Regions from separate parts of the Homo sapiens genome. Here regions 2 and 3 are each linked to region 1. A link is a loop called in an ENCODE intact Hi-C map of the cell type or tissue named here. Cell type or tissue: HCT116. All regions are shown on one strand. Region 1 has its middle 10 kb from the start of ZFPM1. Region 2 overlaps ZFPM1 (zinc finger protein, FOG family member 1). Region 3 overlaps ZFPM1 (zinc finger protein, FOG family member 1).

What was found. A loop is a pair of places that touch in the nucleus more often than their neighbours do. Peaks named below come from ENCODE experiments on the same cell type or tissue, not always from the same donor. Only the 100,000 strongest peaks of a DNase experiment are listed, where the experiment ranks them.
Region 2: it touches region 1 in a loop (7-fold over the local background); 16 of 110 quality-filtered maps call a loop at or near these places.
Region 3: a loop joins it to region 1, with 12 times the contacts of the local background. A loop is called at or near these places in 105 of 110 quality-filtered maps.

Annotation. Positions count from the first base shown.
Region 1 is chr16:88,441,838-88,444,337 of GRCh38, reverse strand. No RefSeq gene overlaps it. Among named protein-coding and RNA genes, the nearest start is that of ZFPM1, 10 kb to the left of the region's middle. RefSeq lists an enhancer at 350-1,215. In HCT116, CTCF peaks have their summits at 933 and 1,142 (motif pointing left); a DNase peak (open chromatin) is centred at 1,167; H3K27ac peaks cover 692 bases.
Region 2 is chr16:88,504,731-88,507,230 of GRCh38, reverse strand. The region is part of intron 3 of ZFPM1 (zinc finger protein, FOG family member 1); the gene reads right to left. It also overlaps LOC107984890. Among named protein-coding and RNA genes, the nearest start is that of ZFPM1-AS1, 25 kb to the left of the region's middle. In HCT116, a CTCF peak has its summit at 1,548 (motif pointing right); a DNase peak (open chromatin) is centred at 1,610; H3K27ac peaks cover 319 bases.
Region 3 is chr16:88,526,348-88,528,847 of GRCh38, reverse strand. ZFPM1 (zinc finger protein, FOG family member 1) reads right to left here. Exons shown (of 10, transcript NM_153813.3): 5 at 1,932-2,034; 6 at 610-816. All of the region lies in intron 2 of ZFPM1-AS1 (ZFPM1 antisense RNA 1), which reads left to right. Among named protein-coding and RNA genes, the nearest start is that of ZFPM1-AS1, 3.5 kb to the left of the region's middle. RefSeq lists enhancers at 506-1,245, 1,246-1,986, 2,214-2,500 and a silencer at 1,212-1,341. In HCT116, CTCF peaks have their summits at 998 and 1,198 (motif pointing right); a DNase peak (open chromatin) is centred at 1,247; H3K27ac peaks cover 325 bases.

The DNA of each region.
Region 1 (2,500 bases):
CCATCCCGCGGAACCCCTGACCCTGCCCTGCATACCTCCTCTCTGTGCGGTGGGGTGTGGGGATGAAGCCAGGCCTGCCACTCACCACTGGCACCCTCCTACCCTCCCTCTGCTTCCTCGCCCCACAGGCTGAGACCCAAGGGCACCTGGCATGTGCTCCCCTGCCTGCGTCTCCTCCACGGCTGCCTGCCCCCTCTGTCTCCTCAGCCTGGCCCAGGGCACCCACTTCTCTCCTACCCCACTTCCCCAGCGGCCTTGGAATCTAGACGTGGATGATGGGAAATAACGCCGCTGTCTATGGGAGCTCTCTGCATACTCATAGCCTCCCTGCCTCCCCCTGCTGCTTCAGGGCAGCCCATTGGGGGTTCTGGCCACAGAGGGACTCTGCAGTCTTGGGGCAAACTGGGCCTCAGAATCCTGGGTGGGAGAGACAGAGTCCCCAGGTTGGGAGAGTTGGTGTGGACGGTGACCCTGACTGTGCCCAGGGGGAGGGTTGGTGTAGACGGTGACCCTGACTGTGCCCAGGGGGAGGGTTGGTGTAGACGGTGACCCTGACTGTGCCCAGGGGGATGGTTGGTGTGGACGGTGACCCTGACTGTGCCCAGGGGGAGGGTTGGTGTGGACGGTGACCCTGACTGTGCCCAGGGGGAGGGCTGGTGTGGACAGTGACCCTGGCTGTGCACAGGGCCGGGCCTCAGTGTCCACTCCCTCTGCAGGGGTCCCCACAGGGCCTGCACAGCTCACGCCCAGTGCTCCTCTGCTCCCAGCTCAAACACCTGTCCTTCAGGGAACCCTGCAGGGACTCCGCAGCACTCTCTCCTGTGGCTGTGTGAGCGACTGGCAGGCACCTGAGTGCACCCCGGGGGCCGAGTAGGCGTGTGTGCGTGCGTGCGTGCATGCGTGTGTGCCTGTGGGCATGCGTCTGAATGCCCAGGTGTCCGCAGGGGTGAGGCTGTGCTGTGTGCACGTGTGCAGTCGAGGGATTCCCGCCTGTCTGTCCCCTTTAGTGTGTGGAGGTGCCGGGTGTGCACGTGGGTGGTTTGCAGGTCAAGTGGGTGTGGGGTCGGCAGGTGCGGTGCCTCTGGAGGCTGCAGGCGGCCGCCCTGCCCAGGTGGAGGCTGGACCCCCTGGCTGGGCGAATGCTGCCACCTGGTGGCCAGGCGGGGGCCGTCCACATCCTGGGTCTCCAGCCAAACGGTGGTTTCAGGCCCCACAGGAGGAGCGGTGAGTGGACAGGGGCAGGGCTCACTCCTGGCAGTCCCTGAGCATGGCCTCAGATGGCTCAGAGCAGCGGCCCTCCAACGTCAGCCCCCGAGGCTGGTGGGAGCGAGTGCCCAGCCCGTCCCAGAGCCGCTGACCCGAGTGGGGTGCCCTGGATGCTGCCGGCCGGGGCCCTGCCTGAGACACACTGTGCTGAACAGACACACTGCGGGTGTCCCAGACTGCAGACCTGGTGGGACCTCAAGGGTCTCCACCCATGAAGTCCATGGGACCCTTTCACACACCGAGCCCAGACAGGCAGCCCCGTGACCCACCGCTGCCCCAACACCAACTCAGAGCCCTGTGCGGGGTGCAAGGTCCTTTCCATGCCCTTCCCCCCAACCCCCGTCTACGGGCCTCCTGCGGAGCCTCCTCCCTGGATATGAAGCCACCCGCCAGGTATAGTCCCTGTGCCAGACCAGCACCTGTTCAGAAGGCCCCGCCTGGGGGCTGCGTCTGCTGGCTTCCCTGAGCCAGGCTCCTTGCACAGTGGGGGGGTAATGTGAGCAAAGGGGGTGGGCAGATGGCCACACCCCCACTCACCAGCCCCTCCTGCAGGCAGGCCTGGCCCAGGCTGCCTTGTGGCCTCTGCCACCATCAGGGCTGGGAAGACCCCAAAACCAGTGTCCGAGCAGAGAGCCACCCAGGCAGAGGACGGCGGGCGTGAGGGGAGGGGCCCAAAAGGAGGGAAGGGGCCGTGTGCGGGCCTGGGAACAGTGTTCCTGGCAAAGGGAACCCTGCAGGCAGGCGCCTGGCGGGTGGGGAGGCGGTGGGGGTGGGTGGGCCACAGCCGCAGGCCGCAGGTGAATCTGTCCTCTATCCAGGGAAGAGGGGCACCGTGTGCTTGGACGGAAGTGGTGAGACCCCGGTTAAGGTGTCTCATTTAGGAGCTCCGCTTCCCGTGGAAGAGGGGAGGAAAGCAAGGCTGGTGAGGCAGGGAGGGCTGGAGGCCTCCTCTGAGCAGCCTCCTCATCTGCCCAGTCAGGGGTCTACTCTGACCCACCCTCACTGGAGAGGGTCACTTGTCTCCTGGACACTGGGATCTTTGAGGGGCGCTGTAGGGCACAGGAGGCTGGGTGGGGAGGGTCTCCTGGTTCCACTCTTCCTGCGGCCCTGGCCCCTTCCCTGCGGCTCCCTCAATGGAGCCACTCTGCTCCCTGAGGACCCCATCCCGGAGCCAGGAAGTTTTGGAAACAGAGCGGGAGACTGAGGCAGTGCTGCTGACGGCCTCATGATCTCC
Region 2 (2,500 bases), 63 kb before region 1:
CTGAGAAGCTGGGGGCCACGTCGGAGGTTACACAGCCAGCAAGTGGCATGGGAGAGTCGAGCCCAGGTCCTCTGATCGCAAACCCATGTCTGCAGCCCAGGCCATACCCCCACTTGCAGTGAATCCCACCCCTTGGGTAGTGGGCCCTCCGTGAAGCCCCTTCCCCGTTCACAGATAGGAGTCGCCGAGCGGAGCAGGCAGAAGGCCACCTGGAAAGGCCAGCAGGACCGTAGCCCTCACTCGCAGCAGTGGCCCCGGCTGTGGCACTCGGGACAGCCGAGATGGAAGGAACAACGTGACATGCGCTAGCGAGAAGGGAGACGGAGCCGCAGGCGGATGAGACGCGGGTGACGGGAGCCATGGATGCACCAGAGCTTGGAGACAAAGCCACTCGAGGGCTCTGCAGATTAGCCTGGCTTCTGGGGGCCTGATGAGGGCTCCCACCCTGCCTCCTCCTGGGTCCCCCCAGCGCCCCTCAGAGGGTCCAGGTCCTTGCAGGAGGGCTGGGTCTGGGAGAGGCGCAGAGGAGCCTGGGAGCTGCACACCCAGGATGGGTAGAGAAATGGATCAGCTTTGCTGTTGAAAAACCAGATGTCACATACGTCTGGGCCCTCTGGCCACACTGGGGAAATGGCTCTGCTCCTCAGAGCTGTGCCCCGTGCACACCCAGTGATGGCCACCACTCTGCGGACGCACACTCAGTGCACAACCTGCCCTGCCCGCCCGCCCCCATTCAGTCCTTTCTGGATTATTCTGTGTTATTGTGTGCCCAGCATTGCAGTTAAGCCCCAGCACAAGACCTGAGTCTATTTCACTGAGGGGAAACAAAGGAGGGGCCTGCCTAAGGCCCCCCAGCGCCCTGCCCTAGAAGACCCCAGGCCCATCACCTCCTGGGAGGGTTCCAGCTCCTCTACCCTGGTCCCCCTGCCCTGGTGCCCCCCCACCCCTGCCCTGGTCTCCCTGCCCCCTGACCCTGGTGCCCCCCAACCCTACCCTGGTCTCCCTGCCCCTGCCCCTGGTCTCCCCACCTCCTGCCCTGGTCTCCTCTGCCTTCTGCCTGGCATGGCCCCTGTTGGCCTCCTGGCCATGATGCCTGGCCTCTGCTGGGCCACAAACCTCAGAGCACCCTGGAGGCCAGTGGAGAGCCCAGGGTGGGGTTGGCCTAGAGCCCCAGGCCTCCTGGATGAGGGTTTTCTTCTCACCCCAGGCCAGAGGTTAACAAAGGGCTTCGAACCACAGAACCTGCCTTCCTGAGACCCTCAGACCCTGCACTCACTGTGGATGGCTGTGGGGGGCTGGGGGTGCGGGGGGTGCCTGTCCTTGGGGTGAGCACGTGGTTGGAAAGCCCCATGGGGGGGCCCTGCCGGCGGCTGCACCTGCCGAGGCTCTCTCTCTGCTAGAGGTGGGCCTCGTGCCCTATGTGCCCATCCTCCAAGCACCCGCCCACCAGCACGGTGGTCTCCTTGCCAAGATGTGCTCAGGACCCACATCGCAGGGGGCCTGGGTGGGGTCAGCAGACAGGCGGCATGGGCTGCGTTCCCGGGAGCTGACGGCAGGGGGTGCTGGCTCCAGGGAATGGTAGATGCCAGGTATGGTGATGCCTCAGGGCCAGCCCACATGGCACCGTGCCAGGACCCCAGGAAGCCGTCGTGCGGAGGGCGATGCCGGCCCCTCCCACCTCCTCCCTGCCTCCCAGGTCCCCAGAGTGCTCACCACCTCCTGAGGGCACCAGGGGGCAGAGGTCTTGATTTCATTAACTCTGTCTTCCTGCTGGACTGTCAGCCCCTCAGGGCCGGCTGTTGAACGGCTGTGTCCCCAAGGCACTGGGACACCGTGGACCTGAGTGCCTGTGTTTGGAGGAGGAGGGCACCACCGCCTGGGAGAAGACCCAGCCAGAGGACCCTGGGGAGGGACTGGCCTCCTCGCCGAGGCCCTAGCTGGCTCTGGGCTGCCCTTCCACAAACGGGCAGTAAGGAGCAGCAGGCTCAGGGGCCATGGCTTGGCTTGGCCAAGCCTGGGCCTGGCGTCCACTGTAGAGCAGCTGCGTCAGCCACCGGGCGAGGGAGAGGCAGGAAGGGCCGGCCCCAGGTGCTGCAGCCCCCAGCCTCGCCCCGCCCACCCGCCAGCTGGTGCCTGTGAACTTGTCTTCCTATCGCCTGGAACATCGCTGCAATTATTGATTTTTTGACACAGAACAACAGCCCATCTTTATCGGGCTGAACCCTGGCCCCAGCTAATGGCAGAGCTGGGACCGCCTGGGAATAGCAAGGAGGGCAGGGTGGGGCCCAGCTCTCCTGCAGGGACCTGGGGGCCCTCGCACCTGCAGGCCCAGTGGCCTGTCCTGGGGAGGGGGTGTCTCTAAGGGAAAGGGCAAGGCCCTGGCCCCACAGGGGCAGTGGGGCAGTGCTCAGGCCCAGAACTGCCCTTTCAGAGGCCTTGAGGACAGCTCGGAGCCAGGTCTTGCCTGTCTGAACCCCTTCCATGGTGCTCTCTGGGGACT
Region 3 (2,500 bases), 85 kb before region 1:
CCTGAAGTCCCAGCTACTTAGGAGGCTGAGGCAGGATGGCTTGAGACTAGGACTTTATGACCATCCTGGGTAACAGAGTGAGACCTTGTCTCGAAAAAAAAACAACAAAAACCCAACCAACAGATGTCTTGGTTGTCACAACTTGGAGGTGGAGGTGGTGGCAGCACCTAGTGGGCCGGGGCCAGGGCTGCCGCTCACCCCCCGTGGTGTCCAGGGACACCTCCACTGTGGAGTGACCTGGCCCCAGACGCCAGGAGGGCCGAGGTGAGGGTCCTGCTCTGGCCCACAGTCAGGGCCGCCCCCGCGTCTGCCCCCAGGGAAAGCACTGGCTTCTAGTGTGGTGTGCGGGGCAGAGCCGAGTCTGTGCCTAAGCCCGCTTGCCTGCTGGCAGGGGCTTTCCCTGTGGTGGCCCTGGGCTCTGGGGACCCTCCTGTCCCTATGTGTTCTGCACTTGGGACCACCCACGTCACCTCCTTCCCTGCCTTACCTCTCACTCTGTCGGCAGCCTGCAGCCCCCGAGCTTCCCACCCTCAGCTCCCACCCTCTCCTGCCCTGCCTGCTCCTCCTTGGTGGAGCAGCCGCCCTGGGTGCGGAGAGCCCAGCACTTACTGTTGATCACTGCGGTGGCAAGGATGGAGGCCATCCCGGCCTGCTGGGGCAGGAGCTGGAGGTCGTGTGCAGGGGCCGGGCACGTGGGCTCTGCTGGCTCCTTCTTCACAGGGTGGCCGGGGGTGCTGTGGGGCTCGGCCGTGAGGAGCACGCTCAGGAGTCCCCCCGCAGGCACCGGCTTGGTGACCCTGCACCAGAGTGCGTCATCTGGAGGGAGACAGGTGTCCAAACCTAGGACTTTGTGCCCCACTTCCCTGTCCCGTCTTAAACAAGGGGCAGAGGATGGGGTCAGGAGAGCGGCCACCCGGGTTCACAGCCATGGCTGGCTGGCTGCCAGGGCCATCCTGCCTGGGGGGCAAGGCTGGGTGGTCCCCTGTGAGTGCTCACAGCCTGCCTGCCTCCAGGCCTCCTTGCTCTGGGCCCATCCTAGTGGGAGGGCCCCGAGGAAGTCTCCCAGGAAAGGGATGACGTGGAGGGCGGGTGGTGGAGTAACTAGGGGAGACCCTGGGTGGCCACTCAGGGACGGCAGCCAGAGGTGGGGCCCTAGAGTGGACCCGGCTCTCCAGGAAACCGTCCAAGGGCGGCTCTTCCTGCAGCCACCCGCAGGGGGCAGCCTCAGCCCACAAAGCCCAGGCTGCGCGGGGCCGGCTTGTTCACCTGGGGCGCCCGGGCTGTGTGTCCCCTGCGGTGCCGCCCTCAGGCCTGAGCCGGCCCGCTCACGCGCACCACAGCCTGTCCCCACCCTGCACTGGGGCCAGGGACTCCACTGGCCAGTGGACCTGCCTAAGCCCAGAGGGCCTCCCGCTTCATCCCCGGGTGCTCGGAGGTGCAGGCCACCCAGACGTGCCACCCTCAGTAGCAGCAGCACGGCAAGGCCCCTCGACTTCCTGGACGGCCACCTTGACCGTTCCTGGAGCCAGCCTGACGACATGGAGGATGGTCCAGTGGCACCTGCCAGCCAGTCTGGTGTCGGGGTCCCTGCTGCTGCCCTTGGTGGGTTCCCAGAGGTGCAGCCAAGGCAGGGAGGAGATACGGGGATCACGGTGTCCCCCAGAGGGGCAGAATCCTCCCCCACCCCCCCGCCACGGACACCTGTCCTGGCTCAGCCTGCCAGTCGGGACCCTCATACAGGGACTCATGGTCTGGGCTGACTGGTCCCAGTAGAGTGTCTGCCTCATGCTGCAGCGCCCGGGGCCAGCAGCTCCCTGTGCCCCATCCCCTGCCCTAGCAGGCTGGTTTCCCTTTAAGGGCTCAGCCCAGGGGGAGCCAAGTGACCCCCACCTTCCGGAAGGCTTGGGACGGAGGTGCCGCGTCATACTGACCCTTCCTGTGGATCTCTGTGTTGGCCTCGGCCTCAGTCAGGGCCTGGGGCAGCGTCCTCAGCCAGCAGGCCTCGTCCACCAGCAGCAGGGTCAGGGCTGGGCTCTGGGGGGGGAGGGTAGGAACACGTGGGGAGGGGTCCGTCAGCAGCCTGCCTGGGGGTTCCCGTGAGTATGTGGGGCATCTGTGACACGGATCTGCCTCCCGGCTTGGCTGGTAGGCCAAGCTGTGGACAGTCATTGGCCCAAGAGCTGGCAGAGGTGTGGCATGGGCCATCTGTGCCATAGTTGACCGGTGGGGCTAACACCGTGCTGGGGCTGGGAGGCTTGGCAGGGAGTAGTACCTTCCAGGGTTGGGCGCAGGGTTCTTGTGGAGACTGAGGCCCAAAGAGGTCGAGCAACATGCTCCAGGTCACACAGCCAGGGAGCAGCAGAGCCTGAACTCACACCCGGGTCTGCGTATCTGTGTTCTCCCCACTGCTCGCCCACCCTTGCCCCCAGAGTGCTGGGTGTGAAACCGCTGTTCCCACAGGGGCTGGACCTGGTAGAGGCTCCTTCCACACAGGCCCTAG